Linked DNA regions of Homo sapiens: region 2 is linked to region 1. A link is a contact called in ENCODE Hi-C data. All regions are on one chromosome and are shown on one strand. The core of a region is the stretch at or near the end of the contact, and the rest is flanking DNA. Distances in the headings are between cores, read along the strand shown.

Region 1 (7,570 bases), core at 2,408-4,907:
GCTTATTCTGACTTTTCCTTGTGTCTCAGCTTCTACACAACACTCCCGGACACCTTCCTCAAACATGCTGCATTGCTTCAAATCCTTTCCTGACCAGTTACGCTCCGCACATGAATTGCCTGGCAACCCATAACCAGATCATAGACTCTTTCAAGGAGGAATCTGTGCCTTGTCCCGGTGCTCAGCCCACCCAGTGCCTGGTAGACCGTAGGTGCTCTTAAATCTTTGTGGAATCAATACATGGATTCAGAGTCATAGATAAACTCTTTTCTTCCCTGGACAGAGCTGACTCCCTTAGCACCAATTTTAGGGAGCCCATAAAAAATGTACAGTCGTGTGATGAGGCTAAATGGAAAGAGAATATAGCTTGGCAAGCAAGGAAACCTCATTAGAATAATTAAAGGGACTATTAACCCAAACCAACCTAGACGTAACTTAAAATGTGTTATGAACTACTGTGGAACATTTATTTGATGGCTCAAACATTAAGTTAGTAACCTCAATATGGTTCTACACCTCAATTTAAAGCGTTCTCATTTATGTGCATGTGTGTTTCAAATCCCTAATTGGAATTCTGAAAGGAATGCTTCAGAAATGACTTCCTTTGAATGCAAATAGCTATCCTGACGAAGAACACATTTAAATTGCATATGAATTTCTCTGGGGCCTTGCCCTTTGACTGGAAGAAGAGGAAGTTTTCTGTGCTGCATGCAGGACAACCACAAATGCTTGAAGATGCTCAGGGCACCCAGTTGCATACTGGGAACTTGGCTATGCAATACATATTCCTCTTAATATGCAACCTGTGTTTTGCCAGGCATCAAAGCAAGATTTCTAATTGTCCTAAAACATTAGAATATGTCTGCCTGGAGCCCCTGTAAGAGGAAAACAGATTGGCTGGCTATAAAAGAAGATAGCATTTTTTCTGTTTTTATTTCCAATTTTTTTCTCCCCTTCAGCATTCACTATAAAATACTGCCTGCTACTATAAGGTCTGGCTATGCTTGGTTTCTCTTAGGTCTCTAAGTGAATGTTTTGCAGAGAGGAAGGAGACAGGACCATGGGTCTAGAGCAGAAAGAACAAGGGAAGAGTGGTGCAGGTGAGGTTGCCAAGGTAGGCAGAGGCTTGCTGGTCACAGTAAAGAGTTTGGGTTTTACTCTGGTAATTGAAAACAAACGGCCTAAAAAAGGATAATGATGTGATCTGATTTCCACTTTAGGACTATCAGTTGGCCAGGTGTGGTGGATCACACCTGTCATTCCGGTGTTTTGGAAGGCTGAGGCTGGAGGATCTCTTGAGTCCAGGTATTCAAGACCAGGCTGGGCAAATAGAGCCTGTCTCTATAAAAACATTTTTAAAATTAGCCAAGTGTGGTGGTACATGCCTGTAGGCTTAGCTACTCGGCAGGCTGGGGCAGGAGGATTGCTTGAGTCTAGAAGCTATTGAGCTATTATCACACCACTGCACTGCACTCCAGCCTGGGTGACAGAGTGAGACCAGTCTCAAAAAAAAAAAAAAAAAAAAAAAAAAAAAAATCAGTGTTGCCACTGCTGCTGGATGGAGAATGGATTTAAAGAGGCACCACTAGAGGAGAAGAACCCAGTTAGGAAGGAGGAAGTTGCATAGGAACCCAGGAGACAAAATTGTGCCTGGATGGAGAGGGTGGTGATGAAAATGCACAGGAGTAGGTGGACATATTTTAGAGATGGAATTGATTTGCTGGTAAGTTACATGGCGGTGGGGAAACAAGGGAAGTTAAGGATGACACCTAAAGAATTTGTAGAGTTAGGTTAATTACTAAGGGAACTGCTTCTTGTATCAAAAAGGAGATACAATAATTTGGGGAAAAGGGGAAAAAGAAAAAACTGCTAAGTTTTATGGTTAACTCAGCGTTATACAGGATAGCGTTTATTTAATGGAGACTGGAATTGAAAACTGTAGTTGAGAAAATATCAATGGCCCAAATGCTCCTTCTTGCTAACTGACCCAGCTGCCAGCCGATTCCTCTCTGATTTCCAGTTGTTTTCCAGAAGTTGTGCATCTAAGACCTGAAGATAGTATTCAGTTTAAGTGTGAACTTGATCAATTAGTGGTGGCTGGGAAGATTTCAGTCCAGGCACAAAGGGGAAAGATGTAGTGTTTGTGAATGAATGGGAAAGGCAGATGTCACATACTGGCCAACCCCAGTTTAAATCACAGCAGATAGACTATTGGTCTGCTTCAGGTAAGCATTTCCCTTTTTTGGAGCTCACTAAGAAATTCTGAGAATAAACTCCCACATCTTAGGGCTGATGTTCCTAATGAACAGACCATTGTCCCAGTGAAGTGCTTATCCTGGTTGGCCCAGAGTCTGACCAGGCCACTGCCTTGAGTGTGGGTGTGAGGATGGATGAACTGTACCCTCAAGTTCATCAGCAAGTGTTCTAAATCAGGACCTTAGAGGTAAATTCCCTCAATATCTGGCTAACTGTGAAGTGGCATCCTCTGGGGATTCTGGAAAGGGCATGGAAACCTTGCTATAGCAAGGGTGCACGGAGGCTCCGCTGGATCCTACACAAAGGGCCTGGGCTCCCTTGACTTGCTCCCAGAACGCAATCACAGTTCAGGGCATTTCATTCTTTAATCATAAAACACCTTTTATTTCCATCCTCATAGCTTTGCCTGTTAGGTTGATTGTGATGAACACATAAATACTTGCTTTAGAAACCTAGCCACGCCTGAACTGAACTTCACTCAGCTGTGGCTTCAGTGGGCTTCAAATTCATTCCCCACAGGTAAAACACATTGCACTTATCATATTGCTTAAATCTGTTAATCACAAGAGTTTAAAATGAACTTAAAGACCTGAATAAATTGTTGAAGTTTTCTCATTTCTCCTCTAAGCCCTGATTTGCCATTTGTTAGTTCTGGACTCTGTTGGTTGCTCAAAAAATAAATAGATATATAAGTAAATAAATAAAGCACTTAATTAATTCTAAGAGGATGGCAGTGGAGCCATATTATTGTTAACTTTTAGGTCTCCTTCATTCTTGTAAGTACTAAACATAAATAAGAAGTGGCAGAGAAAGCTCGGATTCTCAAAAGCTTCTCCAGTGCTGTTTCTTGGCATTAATGAGACTGAGTCCCTGGGTGAGGGACTGCCTCAGTACCTCCTCAGTGACTGTGTCAGGCTGTGTCCTTTATAAACCATATCTTGTTACTATTTGCCCCTACTTTATGGGTAGAGAAGCCAAGGCTCACAGAGGTTGAGTAACCTTCCCTAAGATACTAGCCAAGATTTGGTTTCCAGCTTGCTCACTCCAAAATCCTTCCACCTTCCTGCACAGCATCCACGTCAACTACCCAAGACCCAGCAGCATTTCCATAGTGCATTTCTAACCCTATCTGAGCCTACTGTCAACATGTTATACATCTAGATAGGTTCACATTCCCCTGCATTTTCCAAGGGTCCCTTTGGAAGTTACTGCTCTATAGTTTTTAAGCAAGCTTCTATATTTCTAAGCCAGAGCACACACTGCACTTTGTAATTCTGTAAAGAATGCCAGACCTATTTTTGTAAGCACAGAATCTCTCCTTACGTGACTGACCTTCAAGAGACCCTGTAGCTTGCAGTAGCCTAAAGGTATGACAGCAATTTTAATTACCTTCTTGGCACTTCCCCCACAGAACATTATGAGAAATTCCCGTGTTACTAGGGCTGCTCAAAGATCTCTATTTAAGTGGGTATGTCCTCCTTACTTTGTCCTGTGACAGCATCCCTGACGGCATTTTTTAAATTATTAGATGAAAGTAATTATTTCAAAAAAAAAAAAGAGGCTATCTAGCCTTACGGTTAGAGGTAGGATAGCAACTCAAAGACTCATGAATTTCCGTCCTTTCTCCCTGACTGTCTTGATGTGTGGCCCTGCAAGAATGCTGGTAATAACCACACATTTAAGAAGCCTGAAAATCACTTTGAACACCTCTACAAACTTTTATTTCCTTTATCCAAGTTGAATGTGAACTAATTTAAAAAACATAACATATTAAGTTACACTAACAATAAAATAAAACCATCTGATGTGGAGTCAAAACAAGGAAACCTTCCAAATTTTTTTATTATATCTCAAGGAAAGTACAGTACTTCATTTCGTATTTTCCCTTTGAGAGACTGGTCGCTGTGCAGTGACTTAGAAAACACCCCATAACCAAACCAAAACAAACCTCAAGACAGCCTCGGAGGCATATGGAAACTATAATGGTCATCTCTCTTTGACAGCAGAGGAACAGAGACTCAGAGCATTAACCCAAGATCTCTCAGCCAGTCTCTGGCAGAAGGTTCACCTCCCCAGCAAAAAAGCGAGGTAGATTTTGAGGTCAGCATGTCCAAGTATCTATATTCCTGCAAACATGTCGAGCAGCCTCTACTTTACAGGACTCTGTGGTGACGATGGTAAATCGCTATCATGCCAACATGTTTCTCAAATAAACTGGACTTGGGAATTGAAATTAAACCAACTGTGAAAGGTAATCTGGGGGAGATGACGCATGTGATTAATACAGTATTGACTCAAGGGATGAACCAGTTCTTAAACAAAGAATTCTCCAAATAAAGTAACAGTTTAAAGAGTGTTCACAGGAGTAGGGGAATGGTTTTCAAGAGAAGTGAAATGAAGATGAGGAAAGACCGAGGGTGAGCTAGAGGGACAGCCATGTAGAGCCATGCGGGGTGGGACGGGTGAGTGGCCCTCAGAACCCTATCCCAAACACCCCTACAAAACCAGTTCCTTTGAGGAGCCAGATGAGTAAGAATACAATGAGTTAAGAGGAAATTCAGTACAATTTCATTATTCTTTAAAGCAATTAGCCTGTGGGTCTGCGATACGCCTACATAATCAAGAAAGGTGTCAGAAAATGTCAAGCTTTTACCTAGTAACGATTGAGGAGCTGGTTCTGTGTTGCACGATTCCATACATTCCAATATCACAAAGGAAGAAAAAAATCTTCCTTCAGGGAAAGACAATTTGTTCTTGTTTCCTTTTGACAATGGAATGCATGGATTTGGTCAATGCGGGGGAAACTTGGTTCAGCATTCTGGACTTTTATGGCTGTGTTCACTTGGTTGGCAGATGACCATGAAAAGTAACTTGTTTGGGATGTCAGTGGGTGTGGAGGAAATGCCAGTAAATGTGTGTTGAAGGAATGAGGGAATAAATGAATGACGCATCACTAAGATGGTGATCCCTGGTCTGTGAAGCCGACTTGCTGCCTCACAGCCTCTATTTCTCAAGGTTACTTTTCTTTTATTGTTCTCAGGCCTAACATACGATTGTAGACTCAAACTCTTTGTGTCACTTTAGGAGCAGGTCCACCGTGGCAAAATGGTTCTAGGGCCTCGGCAAAAATAGGGACATCTCAATACTGTGGAACAAAGACACATGTGGTCAAATGAATGACCAGTTGTGTTCACTTGCTCATTCATGTGTTCTTTGATTTGTCACATCTCTATAGAGCACCTAGTATGTGCCAGAGACTGATTTAAGTGCAGGGAATACATAGTGAATAAATCAAAGCTGCTGCCTTCAAAAAGCTGCCATTGTAAGGTGACAAAGGAAAAAAGTAAAAAATCTTCCTTCAGGGAAAGATAATTTGTTCTTTTTTCCTTTGTGTCTGTCTCAGAGAGACAGACAGTAATAAAACAGGGCTTGTGCAGTAGGTGGTGGTGATATGTGCTATGAACGAAAAATGAGGTGGCTAGGAGAATAGAGTGCTAAAGGTGAGGGGATGGCCAGTTTAGGGAAGCTGGCGTTGGCCTCTCTGATAAGAAAACATTTGCACAGAGAGCCTGAGCAATGCAGGTGTCCTGAGGAATGTCCAGGAAGGGTAGATAGCAGGTGCAGAGGCCTGGGATGGGAACAAGCTTTGCATGTGGCAGGGTCAGCAAAAGGTAGAATGAAAGTGAGAGTGTTGAGATGAAGTAAGAGGGAAACCAGGCTATCCAGCACCCTTTGAACACCTTTCCAATAAAACCCAAGACTTCGGGTTTCATTCTGAGTAAGATGGAAAGTCATTGGAGGATTTCAAACATAAGAGTGATAAAATCTGGCTTACAGAAAAACAGGCAAAATACCTTTGGCCCAGTGAATGAATTGTCCTTGGTTTCCATGTTAATACCCAGAGGCCAGTACTGGGCGTTTAGGTCTATCTGGCAAAATATATGGTTAATGTGCCCATTCTTCCAAGGTGAAGTCAATCTCACAAAGTGTAGGATACCAAGGGCAAGAGTCACAAAAAGGCAGCTAGCAGGGTGACCAAAAAATGGTAGAAATAATGTGTAAGGGTTGGGGGTGGGTAAGGAAGGGCCCTGGAGTAATTGCTGTCATTTGTTTCATCTCGAGCAGGCAGTTTCTCACTGAAGAAACTTAATGAAAACTGACAATATTAAATGATTGTGGCATTCAGATGGCAAAATTACACTTCAAATCTCCTGACTCTCTTGAACATAATTCATGGAATTTAAGATAAAAAGCTGAGCTCTTCATGCACGTTTTGAGTTGTTTCTTTAAATTTCCAACAATCCATAATTTTTCTCTCAAATGTTTTCCTCGACTCAGCTCATTTTTCTCTCTGCCGAGGTGTTCCAGAGAGTGGTTTCATCCCTCCATTTCCAAAGGTCAAGGATATTCCTCTATCTCAGAAGCCCGGACTTCTGGCTGGTATCCTCTTGCTCCTGCTCACATCCCTTTCAGATAGCTGTCACAGCAGCCATTCAGGCAGGGCCAGTTTACCAAGGAGCATTCCCAGAACCTGACATGGAGCAAGTACTCACTAACTGCCTGGTAGCTAAGTAAATAAAGAAGCAAATGAACAAATGAATAAATAACAAGATTTGAAAAGGCTACTAACACTATGGCAAAATATGAACATGCACTAAAAAAACTCACCTGGATTTCTTAATTAGCAAGATTTCTCTAAGACTTTGCATCTCACCTAATTTTAGTCCAAGGGCTTTCTTGCATAGCTCTCTGAACCGACACATTTACTTAATATCTAAGTGAGCATTTCTTCTCAAACCTCAGTTTATTTTGAATCCCTGAGACTTAGCTTTTTTATTTTTTAATTATACTTTAAGTTCTAGGGTACATGTGCACAATGTGCAGGTTCGTTACGTAGGTATACATGTGCCATGTTGGTTTGCTGCACCCATCAACTCATCATTTGCATTAGGTAATTCTCCTAATGCTATCCCTCCCCCAGCCCCCCACCCCTCGACAGGCCCCGGTGTGTGATGTTCCCCACCCTGTGTCCAAGTGATCTAACTGTTCATTTCTCATCTCTGAGAACATGAGGTGTTTGGTTTTCTGTCCCTGTGACAGTTTGCTGAGAATGATGGTTTCCAGCTTCATCCATGTCCCTGCAAAGGACATGAACTCATCCTTTTTTATGGCAGCATAGTATTCCATGGTGTATATGTGCCACATTTTCTTAATCCAGTCTATCATTGATGGACATTTGGGTTGGTTCCAAGTCTTTGCTATTGTGAATAATGCCACAATAAACATATGTGTGCATGTGTCTTTATAGTAGCAT
Region 2 (7,482 bases), core at 939-3,438, 480 kb before region 1:
CTTTCAAAAACATTATCACATTGCCTTCTATTGTTAGCCTATTGTCTGGCACATAGTGGACCTCCGCTGTGGCCCTACCGTAATGTTATTTTTCTAACCTTTCTATTAAATATGTAAAATGACTTACTTTTTAAAGCAAAGGCAATAAGTACATTTTGATTATTAATACAGTACTTGGACAAGAAATCAAGATTAAATGGTGATATAGCTATTGGCAGAAAGTAGATTCAGTTGGTTGAAAATAGTTTTCTTTTTCTTTTTCCTTTTTTTTTTTTTTTAACTGAGACAGGGTCTCGCTCTGTCACTCAGGCTGGAGTGCAGTGGCACGATCAGGGCTCACTGCAGCCTGTACCTGCTGGGCTTGAGCAATTCTCCTGCCTCAGCCTCTTGAGTAGCTGAGACTACAGGCATGTGCCACCATGCCTAGCTAATGTTTGTATTTTTTGTAGAGGTGGGGTCTCATTATGTGGCCTAGGCTGATCCTGAATTCCTGGGATCAAGTGATTCTCCCATTTTGGCCTCCCAAAGTGCAGCAGTTACTGGCATGAGCCACCCATGCCTGGCGAAATTATTTTTCATAGTCATCTTTGACCTTCAAACTGAAGCTTTATACTTTTTGGCTACAGGGCTTCCTGACTTCAGAATTTACCAAATATTTGACTCTCAAGTTAAAGTTCTGTGTACAAAGGCAGATAGGTATAGAACTGAGCCCACTTATGATTATCAAAAGAGGTAGATAGATACTTGAGTGGCTCACTAAATTCTTTGAAAATTTCTATTTAATTTCCTTAGTCTCAAGGGTTTGCAAAATGATGTACACAGAAACAGAATAGACTTGGAGGTAGGTTATTTTCCATGATTGTATCACAAATCAAGTCCTGAGAACTCAAGCCAGCCTAAGGAATACAATGAAAGAAGGAAAACAAAAATCAAGAAAGGGAGAGGTAGAAAAAAAGAAGAGTGAAAAAACACATTTTCTAATCTAGGAGCTTTAGGAAACTCATGTAAACAGTGGCATTAGGAATGATGCGGATGGCCGGGCGTGGTGGCTCACACCTGTAATCCCAGCACTTTGGGAGGTTGAGGCGGGTGGAGCACTTGAAGCCAGGAGTTGGAGACCAGCCTGGCCAATGTGGTGAAACCCCATTTCTTCTAAAAATACAAAAAAAGTTGCTGGGCGTGGTGTCCTGCCTCTGTAGTCCCAGCTACTTGTGGGGCTGAGGCAAGAGGATCGCTGAACCTGGGAGGTCAAGGTTGCTGAACCTGGGAGGTCAGCGAGCCAAGGTGGCGCCACCGCCCCCAAGCCTGGGGAACAAAGTGAGACCCTGTCTCAAAAAAAAAAAAAAAAAAAAAAAAAAAAAAAAAAAAAAGGAATGACGAGGAAAAAGAGATTTTGAAGATCAGGCCATATCAGTTAGGGAATCCACAGGCTGGTAAAGTCACAACCTCCTATGTTGTTATTGTTTTCAACCAAACCAAACATGAATTTATATTTAATAAAACTAATTAGTCAAATGGGCCATTAAATCATTGTTTTATCAACATAACAGTGAATTATTGAATTTCAAAAGTACACACACCTGTTTATAAACCTGTCCAGTTGACAATACAATCAGACTAATTAAAAGCATCCCCAGAAAACCAGAATACCACATAATTATACAAAATCCGATAAAGTAATTTTGTTTAAATATATCACATTTCGTGTGTGCACATAACAGATCTGCAAGTCAAGCACAAATCCACTTTATTTCCAGGCCTCTGGTCTTCAGCCTTCTTCATTTAATGACAGTTCTCTTTCTCGGCCATAGGTAGGCCTCCGCCTTGCGCGCTCCTCGGCCCCCGCCGCCGCCCACTCCCTGGGCAGCACCATTTCCGCCCCGAGGGACCCTCACCGGGTCAGTGCTGCCACCTCGAATCCGCCCCTTCCCTTCCAGGGGCCACCGAAGCGGAAGGCGGTCCCGCTTTTCTTTCGGGGAACTTTTCTTGGTTCCTGCAACTGGGATCCGCAGTCTAGACCTCGCGGCTCACCCCATCAACCCCGCACGCTGCCCGCAGTTCCCCCGCCACCGGCAGAATCCGCACTTACTGCACCCACAGGGCGACGGTGACGAAGCTTCGAGCAGCGCCGAACAGCCCCAGCCCCAGCTCCCGCGCGTGTCGCTCGGAGGAGGCGCCGTGTACCCAGCGACTTCGGAGCCAGCGGAACCGCCGCAGCGTCTCCCGGGCAACCGGAACGCTAGGGCGCGCGGGGCACTGCGGCTTCCGGAGCGGGTTCCCCTGGCGCTGGCAGCCCCAGCCCTGATCCTTCTGAGAGGTGACAGCGTGCTGGCAGTCCTCACAGCCCTCGCTCGGTCTCGACGCCTCCTATGCCTGGGCTCCCACTTTGGCGGCACTTGAGGAGCCCTTCAGCCCACCGCTGCACTGTGGGAGCCCCTTTCTGGGCTGGCCAAGGCCGGAGCCCACTCCCTCAGCTTGCAGGGAGCTGTGGAGGGAGAGGCGCGAGCGGGAACCGGGGCTGCGCACGGCGCTTGCGGGCCAGCTGGAGTTCCGGGTGGGCGTGGGCTTGGCGGGCCCCGCACTCTGAGCAGCCCGCCGGCTCTGCCGACCCCGGGCAATGAGGGACTTAGCACCCGGGCCAGCGGCTGCAGAAGGTGTAATGGGTCCCCCAGCAGTGCCAGCCCACCGGCGCTGCGCTCGATTTCTCACTGGGCCTTAGCTGCCTTCCTGCGGGGCAGGGCTTGGGACCTGCAGCCCGCCATACCTGAGCCTCCCACCCCCTCCATGGGTTCCTGTGCGGCCGGAACCTTCCCGACGAGTGCCACCCCCTGCTCCACGGCGCCCAGTCCCATCGACCACCCAAGGGCTGAGGAGTGCGAGCGAACGGCGCGGGACTGGCAGGCAGCTCCACCTGCAGCCCCTGTGCGGGATCCACTTGTTGAAGCCAGCTGGGCTCCTGAGTCTGGTGGGGACGTGGAGAACATTTATGTCTAGCTCAGGGATTGTAAATACACCAATCGGCACTCTGTATCTAACTCAAGGTTTGTAAACACACCAATCAGCACCCTGTGTCTAGCTCAGGGTTTGTGAATGCACCAGTCGACACTCTGTATCTAGCTGCTCTGGTGGGGCCTTGGAGAACCTTTGTGTCGCTACTCTGTATCTAACTGATCTGATGGGGACGTGGAAAACCTTTATGTCTAGCTCAGGGATTGTAAACACACCAGTCAGCACCCTGTCAAAACAGACCACTGGGTTCTACCAATCAGCAGGTCGTGGGTGGGACCAAATAAGAGAATAAAAGCCGGCTGCACGAGCGAGCAGTGGCAACACACTCGGGTTCCTTTCCACACTGTGGAAGCTTTGTTCTTTCGCTCTTTGCAACAAATCTTGCTACTGCTCACTCTGGGTCCACGCCGCTTTTATGAGTTGTAACACTCACCGCGAAGATCTGCAGCTTCACTCTTGAAGCCAGCGACACCACGAGTTCACCGGGAGGAAGGAACAACTCCAGACGCGCTGCCTTAAGAGCTGTAACACTCACCGCAAGGTCTGCAGCTTCACTCCTGAGCCAGCGAGACCACGAACCCACCAGAAGGAAGAAACCCCGAACACATCTGAACATCAGAAGGAACAAACTCCAGACGCGCCAGCTTAAGAGCTGTAACACTCACCGCGAGGGTCCGCGGCTTCATTCTTGAAGTCAGTGACTGCAAGAACCCACCAATTCCGGACATACTTCCTCTTGGTGGGTATAACCTCGGGGCCGAGCCTGTAGCATCAGGCTGTGAACGGAGCAAAAGTTGAATGAGAGCGCTCAGGAAACATTTCAACCACTTTCCCCTTAATACTGTGATTACACCATGTCCCCTTCTTTCCCAAGGCATCGAGAGCACTGAAAAACAGCACACGTAACTGTTGAATATTGATTAGTTCGTTTCCCTGCCTGGGCAGAGACCTTCAGTTTGCAAGATTCTCTGTCATTAGTCATTACTTTTCGGTCTTGTTTAATTATCCAAATACCTTTTCAGCAGACTTCTGTAGGTTTTTGCGTGAAAAGCAGCTATGGATCAGAGGCCATTTTCCTAATTCACCTAGCATTGTACTAGTACCTGAGGCCTAAGAATCAGACACAGGTTTGACACCCATTAGGGAAGAAAGTCAATGAAACAAATAATGTAATGAATGCTCTGTGGAGATAATGTATTACTTGGGAAAGAGAATTTTGGCTAGAGCTTACCCATTTTATTCCCAGGACTAACTTAGAAATGCTATATGTTAATAAGCACACACGTACTTTGTTTCAGCATTAGCAAAATGCTCCCCGTGATCATGGCCAGGTTTAGCATCTCCATACTTCCCTAAACAGGTGACTCTCTTCTCCTTTTCTCATCCATCTCATTTCTTTTCCACTTCTTTCATTTGCTTAGATACATGCTGAAATCTCCCATCTTTAACAAACAAAATCAAAACAAAAACCTTTATCTCCTTCCTCTTTTGAGACCAAATACACTTCCACTAAAGTCAAATACTCATAAAATTCACATCTATCCAATTCCTATATAATTTCCACCATCTATCATGCTATAGAAAAATTTCTCATTAAGTATACAAGTATCACCTTATGTACAAATCCATCAACCCATTTATATCTTCATGATACTTGCTCTCCAGTTTCTGAAACTGTTGATTCCTAGCTGCTTCTCTCATAAGGAGGCTCTTCACAACCAGGCCCATCTTTTTATGCAGCTTCCTGCCCTATTACTCTGCTTCAGGCACCCGAAACTCTGGTTCATTCAATTCAATGTCACTATTTCTTGAACATGCAGTATTTGCATATGCCTTGGTCTAGGCTACAGGTTCCTACCTTGCTTTCTTACTGCATATGGTAAATTTCTCTTCATCTATCAACAACCTGGTTTACAAATCTTACTACACAAAGCAGAATTAGGCACAACCTCTTGTACCTTTTTTTTTTTGGAAACAGAGGCTCACTCTGTTGCCTAGGCTAAAGTGCAGTGTCACAATCATAGCTCATTGCAGCCTCAAACTCTTGGGCTCAAGTGATTCTCTTGCCTCAGCCTCCCTCCCCAGTAGCTGGGACTATAGGCATGTGCCATTATACTTGGCTAATTTCATTTTTTGTAGAGAAGGAGACTTGCTATGTAACTCAGGCTGATCTTGAACTCCTAGGCTCAAGTGATTCTCCCACCTCAGCCTCCCAGTGTTGGGATTAGAGATTTGAGCCATCACACTGGGCCTGTACCTTGTTTTAATACTACTTACTTCCGTTTGCCTTTATTCATCCAAGTGTGCTCCTTGGATGAATACTGGTTGGGAATTAAACCTTTTCCATCTCTTCTCCAGTGCTAGTAAAGTGCCTTGGCTACAGTGTAAATAATCACTATATGTTGTATAAGTAATTGTCTCACAAAAGTTAAAAAAGTCTTTGTTATAATGACTTTTGACTACTTATTTAATATACTTTGACTGTAAATTTTATGTAAATCCTTTTATCTTTATACCAAATTTAGATAAGAAAAATGCCTTTCGGTAAAGCAAAAAATTAAGACAGAAGTTAGTATCTCTTGTGCAGAAACAGTGAAAATAAAAATCTGAAATCCAACACCTGGAGAAAAAAAATCTAATTTTAGAGGAAAGAATGAGAGAGTCTGTTTTAGTGGGCAGTGGATATACTGCATGTATTTTATGTAATAGTCTTGCACAGTGGTTAAGAGAATACACTTTGAATCAAGTGCCGAGGTTCAAATTTTGCTGTATTATTTACCCGCTATAGTTCTGGGCAAGCTGCTAAAACTTTCTGTGCCTGTTTCTTCATCTGTAAAACAGAGTTAATAATACCTCACAGGGGTGTTCTGGGGCTTAAGTGGGACTATATAAAGCATGCAGATGAGTACCTGGCACACACATACGTGAACTGGGAATGTATTATATGCTCTCTTAGTGTTTACCCATTATTTTGTATAGCACACACTTTCACCTCTCCGCCAGTAATGGTGAAAACTAATAGCATCTGTCCTTTTGTTTCCTGGTCTCTACTGAAATCAGAGTCACATGTGCAAGCTGAATGATGCCATTAGGCCCATAACCGGTTGATCTCATTCTCCTCAAAACCAGTGTCTATGCAATTAGCTAATAAGATCGCTTTAACTTCAATAAAGATGAAATAGATTGTTTCCAACATTTAAGTGAGTGGCTGTCTTCCTTTTGTGTATGTAAAGATCCATAATCAAAAATTCCTGGGTGGAATCTAGAAATTTGCACTTTTAAGTATTACCAAAGATGATTCTGAGGCACACTTGGACACACTCAGAAGCACTGATTTAAATTTAGTGCCCACCAGTGGTTTCATGTTGCGATGCACATCAGAATCATTTGTACAACTTTATAAAAATATAGGTTACTGAGCCTCAGCCCTCAAGATTATGACTCCAGATATATCTTAGAAAGCTCCTGGGTAATACACAACCAGTTATGTATTTTATTTTTTGAAAATGTTTCTAAGTGTTTAACAGCTAAATGTGATGACTAACGTTTTTTGAGATATGACCCTTTATGTAAGTCTTAAAAACTGAAAAAAAAGTGGTTCAGAAAAAGGATAAACTAAACAACCTGTCAGTAAGAGCCAAGAACAGAATCTTGATCACTTAAAAATCTTCACTTAAAAATCTTTTCCAACAGTCTCTGTTTTGCAGCAAATTGATAATGTTATACTGACAAAGATGTGTGAAAAAACATAGTCATTAGTCACTAATGATAGGATTATTCCCAATGTGGGAAAAGTGATAAATGAACTCAGTTGTTATGGTTATTAGCATCTGTACGATTTTAGATGTGGAAACTGTTAAATTATTCAAGGCCATTGTGACACGTAGTGGCATAAGCAATATGGAAATGGTGCCTCTCTTGATCCCCAATCCAGTTCTTCCCTCTTAATCTTCCCCTTCCTTACCTCCAGAACTGCATTTCCCAATGCTTCCTTACTTTCTCTAACCCAGGCACTAGCACATTTTTTCTGTAAAGGGTCAGCAAAGTAAGAATTTTAGGCTTTTCAGACCATATAGTGTTTCAGAAGCCACTCAACTCAAATATTGTAGCACCAAAGCAGCATAGACAGCATGTGAGTGAATACGTGGTGTTGTGCTCCATTAAAACTTTATTTACAAGAACAGGCAGTAGGCTGGATTGGTCTGAGGACTGTAGTTTGTGGACCCCTGCCTCTAACCAGAAAACTATGAATGTTTGACTTTTCTTATCAGGAAGTCGAAGTTTCTGCAAAAGATGCCCTTTTCTCCTGTGTGGAAATATTAATGCTTCATGAAACTGAAACCCCATATCAAATAAAAATCATGATTTGAGGGACCAAAATTCAATACTTAAGAATTTAACTACAAAACAAATAAAGCTTTCCCCTCTTAATATATTTTAGTGTTACTATATACAGATTAAACCAGATGACAA

The links. A loop is a pair of places that touch in the nucleus more often than their neighbours do. Pooled maps may share reads with other maps.
Region 2: a map with no recorded cell type shows a loop between it and region 1 (5-fold over the local background). The contact joins the promoter of CDKL4 here to the enhancer-like site in region 1. A Hi-C loop is called at or near these places in 5 of 168 maps with a recorded cell type or tissue (B cell, HCT116, K562 and 2 more), 12 of 37 single-sample maps with no recorded cell type and 10 of 50 pooled maps.

What each region holds. Positions count from the first base shown.
Region 1 is chr2:39,720,481-39,728,050 of GRCh38, forward strand. It overlaps a transcript of TMEM178A not described here. Among named protein-coding and RNA genes, the nearest start is that of THUMPD2, 55 kb to the right of the region's middle. RefSeq lists enhancers at 541-1,042, 1,043-1,542. Within about 2 kb of position 3,658, at least 3 of the 41 ENCODE cell types and tissues checked have a DNase peak (open chromatin) inside an H3K27ac peak, as active enhancers do.
Region 2 is chr2:39,241,782-39,249,263 of GRCh38, forward strand. It overlaps CDKL4 (cyclin dependent kinase like 4), which reads right to left and starts at 2,189. Exons shown (of 10, transcript NM_001397900.1): 1 at 2,090-2,189.